Regions from separate parts of the Homo sapiens genome. Here region 2 is linked to region 1. A link is a contact called in ENCODE Hi-C or POLR2A ChIA-PET data. All regions are on one chromosome and are shown on one strand. The core of a region is the stretch at or near the end of the contact, and the rest is flanking DNA. Distances in the headings are between cores, read along the strand shown. Region 1 has its middle 28 kb from the start of DRAM1-AS1. Region 2 holds the start of LINC02456 (long intergenic non-protein coding RNA 2456).

The links. Hi-C counts contacts between places; a loop is a spot of excess contacts on that map. ChIA-PET counts read pairs that join two places held with the same protein, here RNA polymerase II (POLR2A).
Region 2: a map of psoas muscle shows a loop between it and region 1 (6-fold over the local background). The contact joins the promoter of LINC02456 here to the enhancer-like site in region 1. A Hi-C loop is called at or near these places in 1 of 168 maps with a recorded cell type or tissue (psoas muscle). POLR2A ChIA-PET finds 5 or more read pairs at or near these places in 1 of 52 experiments (BJ).

Annotation. Positions count from the first base shown.
Region 1 is chr12:101,934,807-101,937,792 of GRCh38, forward strand. It overlaps the pseudogene RPL9P24. Among named protein-coding and RNA genes, the nearest start is that of DRAM1-AS1, 28 kb to the right of the region's middle. RefSeq lists an enhancer at 1,500-1,759. Within about 2 kb of position 1,510, at least 16 of the 41 ENCODE cell types and tissues checked have a DNase peak (open chromatin) inside an H3K27ac peak, as active enhancers do; they include psoas muscle, where a contact is called at or near this core.
Region 2 is chr12:102,278,198-102,281,183 of GRCh38, forward strand. It overlaps LINC02456 (long intergenic non-protein coding RNA 2456), which reads left to right and starts at 1,377. Exons shown (of 13, transcript XR_007063427.1): 1 at 1,377-1,487.

The DNA of each region.
Region 1 (2,986 bases), core at 260-2,759:
AATCAAGACCTAATTTTCAAGACCTACCATTTCCTTTCTGTCACGCCTCAGTCAAGTCAGATAACGTCTTGGTGTCTCAGTACCCTTATCTGTAAAGTGGGAATAATGCTAGCACCTGCCTTGTAGGCTTGTCACGAGGATTCCTTGAAGCAATGCCTGTAAAGCACCTGGGAACTTGTTGGTGATCCTTATGCCTGCCCATTGAAGCTTGAAATGCCCAGCCTTAGCAGTTTGCCTGGCACAGCCAGAGCTGTGCATGGCAGATGCTGTTATAGCCCTTCCACCTCCCTCTCGACTGCATACCCTCAACTGTCTTCTCCCTGTACAGCAGCAGTTTTCAACTCTGGCTGCACATGAGAATCACCTGGAGAGTTTTTTTTTAAAACCCTGTTGCCTGGAGCAATTAAATCAGAATTTCAGGAAGTCAGATGGAAGCATTATTATTTCAGGTGATTTCAGTGTGCAGCCAAGGCTGAGAAACACGGTTCTGCTGTAGCGGTTTGCTAACTTTAGTGTGCATCAGAATCACCTGGAGGGTTTGTTAAAACACAGTTTCTGGGACCTGCCCCAGAGTTTTCCATTTAGTGGATACAAAACAACTCACCTGCTTTATTCCACCATCTATGTGGCTGCTCTTTGCTTTTGTTTGCCATCTATATCGTTTTACCCTCTTCCTAATAACCTCTTCCAGACCCATTACTGAAATCTTTGTTGAAAAGATTTGCCAATAGGCATCTTCATGCCAATGGTGTCTATATTCTCAAACCTGTTCCAGCTTTAGACGCAGTTGACTATGTCTCAAAATTCTCCTCCTTTGAATTCAGAGCTGCCACTCTTGGAGTTTTCCTCATTTCTCTTTCCTTCTCCCTCCTCTGCTTGGAACTCGGGACTCCCATGACCATTCTTTAGGTCCCTATTTTATCCCTTAAAAAGAGCACAGTCTTAAGTGTGAGAAAGATGTGGGTTTATGTCTTGTACCTGGGCAATTCAATCAAACTCTGAGCCTCATTTTTCTCACTGGTAAGTCATGGGTGATGATAATAGCACCCCTATAAATAATACATCCCTGACACATAACACTCAACTGTAGCTATTACACTGTTTCACCTTTAAAAACATTGCAAAATCTTGACCTCAGAGAGAATTCCAGGGGTGGTGGGACTAGCCCAAGGGATGCAAAGGGGAGAGCTGGGAATACAGAAAACACAGCGTGGAGGAATGAAGCCAGGATTTACCAAAAGCAAGGAGATAGTCCCAGGAATTTTCCAGGAGACCTAGGCAGACAGGGAAGTGACTAATGGGATCAGATAATAGGAACTGACCAAGAGACTCCCTATGACGGCATTAAAAGGTGGGCCTGACGAACACAGGGAGGGTGTTATTAACGGCACTAGGATGGGCTATGGAATGGCCCCAGAGGAAACCCACAAGGGGATTTCAACCCCATCAGTGTGGAACTCAGTCACTTTGGCAGGAAACAAAGTGAGAAGGAACCTGTTACAGTTTGCACCATCTATTATAGTCGATGCAAAACATGACTGTGGGGTGTTACACAGAGCTCTCATTACAAGATAAGGTCTCTGCGTGTCATTTCCCGTCAATGATGTTATTCAGCAGGATGGCTCACATGTTGAAACTTGAAACTCCTTGGGTGAAAAAAAAAATCCCTCTGCAGGCTATACCAGATGTTGCTTGTTGTAGCTCCTCAGGCCCAAAAAGATGAGTTAATCCTTGAAGGAAATTATTTTGAACTTGCATCAAACTCAGAGGCTTTGATCCAACAGGCCATGGCAATTGAAAACAAGGCTATCAGAAGAGCTGTGGGTGGTAGTCCTGTCTCTGAGAAAGGAACAGGGCCACTGGCTGACGGCTGCATTCCAGAACGCCTCCAGATGCAGAGGGCCTCACTTAGTGTGATGTTGTGAAAATACTGCACTTTAAACACATGTAGTCATAAACAAAGCTTCCTCACCCTTTAAAGACCTCACAGAAGTATCTCTCCAAGACGCTTCTCCTCTCCTGAATGCTCCAGGCCTTGCTGACCTCAGTTACCTTGAAGTTTCTCTTACCCTCATCACCCATGGCACACAGTTTAACACTTATTATTCTCCAAATACATAGTCTCCTTTCTCCAGTTATATGGTGAGTTCCTAGACATCCTAAACCCATAATATTTGATATTCCTCTGTCTCTCTGAATGCCTAGCATTCTAAGAGGAACATAACTTAAAAAGCGTCATGTTCCCCTTTGCATCCCTGAAATCTAGCACAGCACCTGGCATGTAACAGACACTCAATAAGCAAATAGGTGCTTATTAAATGAGTGGAATTGTTGATTGATAGCTAAGTTGAGTTGGCATGAAAAGGTAGATAAGGGAAGTTTTAGCAGGCATCTCTTATATTGTTTACCAAGTACCTCCCTCCTCTCCTTCCAGAAGTTTCCCTTACCCAATCCCATCTTTGTAGCTGCCACAGGAGTTGATGCAACCTGCTTCAGTGAGTTATTTTTTGAGACGTTTTGACTTGGAACCAGAGACAATGTTAAGATAGTGTCTTCCTAGGGACCAGATCTATGTGGATGTACTGGTAAATTTAGGTGCTATTGGCGCCCTTGTTTTTCACTGCACAGAGAAGGCTCATCTCTAGCTGGAGTGAAGAATGAAGCTAATGAAGAGATTAAGTGGAACCACAGAAACAAGAAGAATCAAACAGAACCTTGCTAGTGTTCACGGCAGTCACATTATCTCTTAATACCCTTCCCACTCCTTTTGCCTAAATGAATTAGAATTAGGTCTCTGTCACTTGTAACCACACAAGTCCTAACTACTATAGAAGACTGTCTACTATTATTGCATGGTAGATAATAAAAAAGACGGGATGAATAAAATCTCATGATACCAAGCAATGAAGTCTTGCAAACAGGAATTTTTCAAAACTTCTCATGCTCATTTGTGGCTTTAATAAGCACCTTTTCACCACCCCTCCCA
Region 2 (2,986 bases), core at 127-2,626, 340 kb after region 1:
CTTTAGAAACAAAGTCTTTTTATATCTATCATTTTCCTCCTTTGGATTCATTTACTTCATATTGTTGGATAATTTCTCAAGCATTTCTAACCTTACAAGTGATTTTTTTTGTCTACAGTGGTGTTGCTATTTTAATTTCTACTTGTAGTAATGTAGAAGATATTTATATGACATTATTTCCTTCATTATAGCTTTAAAATTTTTCTAGTTCTCTTTTGTCTCAGTATTTCATTGTTTTTGATTCAGGTTTCTTTCTGTACTTCCAGAATCCATAATTTTTGTAATTTTATTGAATATTAATTCATGATATAGTATTTTATGAAAATAATTGTATTTATTTTCATAAATACACTCATATCTTTCCTTGTTTTCAGAATTGTTATCAAGCAAATGGGTTCACTACCTGATGTACACAGAAACCAATAACTATAGCACTAGCTTTTGAGAAAAGAAAGACTTTATTGCAAAATGAGTCAACAAGGAGTCAGGAGTGAGCTCAAATCTGTTTCCTCAATCTGGGGTCTGGAGCAAGTGTATGGGCTTGGAGAGCAAGAGAAAAGATTTAGGAATGTAGATTTGTAGAATCTGATTGCAGGGGTTCAAATTTGACCAGTTATGGTAAGGTATATTGAAGTGAATTTTAGCTCTAGATCTTCTGGGTCAACAGACCCCTTGCTTCAGAAAGAGTTCTGGTATTATGGTTCCAGTCATGTTCCAGTCTTGTTGGCTTTGAGGAGAGAAATCATTTGTTTTGGGTATTGTTAGAGGTCAAAGCTTTTCCTGTTGTGCATGCCTGGGCTTCATGACTTGCAGTTTTTGGCTCTGTTACTACAAGGTAACTCAACATTTTGTTATTAACAACATGGGCCCAGTTTGGGCTGGTCCCAGAGTTACAGGATCTTTATATTGGTCCATTGTGATTTTATTTATTTTTCAAATTTTTTATAATCACTTTTAAAGTCTTAGATAATAAATAAAATTTAAATGATAGATTCCACTGAAAATAATTAGCCAAAACATAAAGCAGGTAAATTGCACCATTCAAACACATAATTCTTTTTAAACCTAAAAATAAGGAAGAAATACTTAAATCTTAGTTCTTTATTTGTACATAGAACTTTTTAACACTATATATAAATGTGAGAAATCATTTTGGCCAAAAAAGAAGTCAGAAGTCAAAATTCATAAAACAAACCTTAGGAATGTGGAGGTTAAGATATTTTCTGCCCTACCAATTAATTATTATTTATTAAAAGAAGTAGAGAGATCTGTATACATGAACAAAATTGAGACAACATGCAGGTATATCTGTTGACACCACTTAAAAAAACCCACATTTATTTTGAAAGGACTTGTGAACATCCAGTCAATAGAAAAATACATTCAGAAAACACTTACTGAACATTTATGATGTGTCAGACACTGTGTTAGAAACTTGGGAGGCAAAGCTTCTACGTCTAAGAAGCTCAGAGTCAAGTTGGGGGCAGGTAAGCACAAACTTTAAATATTTACAGTATTCTCTCTCTCTCTCTTTCTCTCTCTCTCTTTCTCCTCCCCAACCTGTTTTATCTAAACATGAGTTATACATGATATGTACAAGCTTATACATTCAGTTATGTGTCCCTTAACAGGGATATGTTCAGAGAAATGCATCATTAGGCCATTTCATCATTGCGTGAACATCACAGAGTGTACCATATGTACATAAACCCAGATGGTGTAGTGTGGTGTGGTGTACATAAACCTACTCCACACTTAGGCTATATGGTATAGCCTATTGCTCCTAGGCTACATACCTGTGCAGCATGTTACTGTACTGAATACTTTAGGTGTCTGTAACACAATGGTATTTGGGTATCTACACATATCTAAACATAGAAGAAGTGCAGTAAAAATATGGTATAAAAGATTCAAAAATGGTGCACCTGTATAGGGTACTTACAATAAATGGAACTTGCAGGACTCAAAGTTTCTCTGGGTGAGTCAGTAAGTGAGTAGTGAGTGAATGTGAAGGCCTGGGACATTACTGTACACTACTGTAGACATTATAAACACTGTGCACTTAGGCTACACTAAATTTATTAAAAATACTTTTCTTTATTCAGTAAGTTAACCATAGCTTACTATTAAATTTTTACTTTACAAGCTTTAAAATTTTTTAACTTTTTGATTCTTTTGTAATAACATTTAGCATAAAACATAACATATACACATTGTACAGCTATACAAAAATATTTTCTTTCTTTATATCTTTATTTCATAAGCTTTTTTCTATTTTTAATTTTTTACTTTTTAAAGTTTTTGGTAAAAACTATGGTACAAACACACACATTAGTTTAGGCCTTGTATTAGTCAGGTTCTGTAGAGGGACAGAACTAATAGGAGAGAGATATATAAAGGGAATTTTATTAAGTATTAACTCACATGATCACAAGGTTCTACAATAGGTCACAAGGTTTCACAATACGCCGTCTGCAGGCTGAGGAGCAAGAAGAGCCAGTCTGAGTCCCAAAACTGAAGAACTTGGGAGTCCAATGTTCAAGGGCAGGAAGCATCCAGCACGGGAGAGAGATACAGGCTGGGAGGCTAGGCCAGTCTAGTCTTTTCACGTTATTCTGCCTGCTTTATATTCAGTGGTAGCTGATTAGATGGTGTCCACCCAGATTATGAGTGGGTTTGCCTTCCCCAGCCCACTGACTTAAATGTTAATCTCCTTTGACAACACCCTCACAGACACACTCAGGATCAATACTTTGCATCCTTCAACCCAATCAAGTTGACACTCAGTATTAACCATCACAGACCTATACAAGATAAGGATCATCAATATTGCTGTCTTCCACCTCCACATCTTGTCCCGTTGGAAGGCCTTCAGGGGTATTAGCAGCTCTGTTATAATCTTATGGGACCACTAATGTATATGCAGTTTGTCATTGACCAAAATGTCATTATGTGGCACATGACTGTACTTATATATATCACTTAT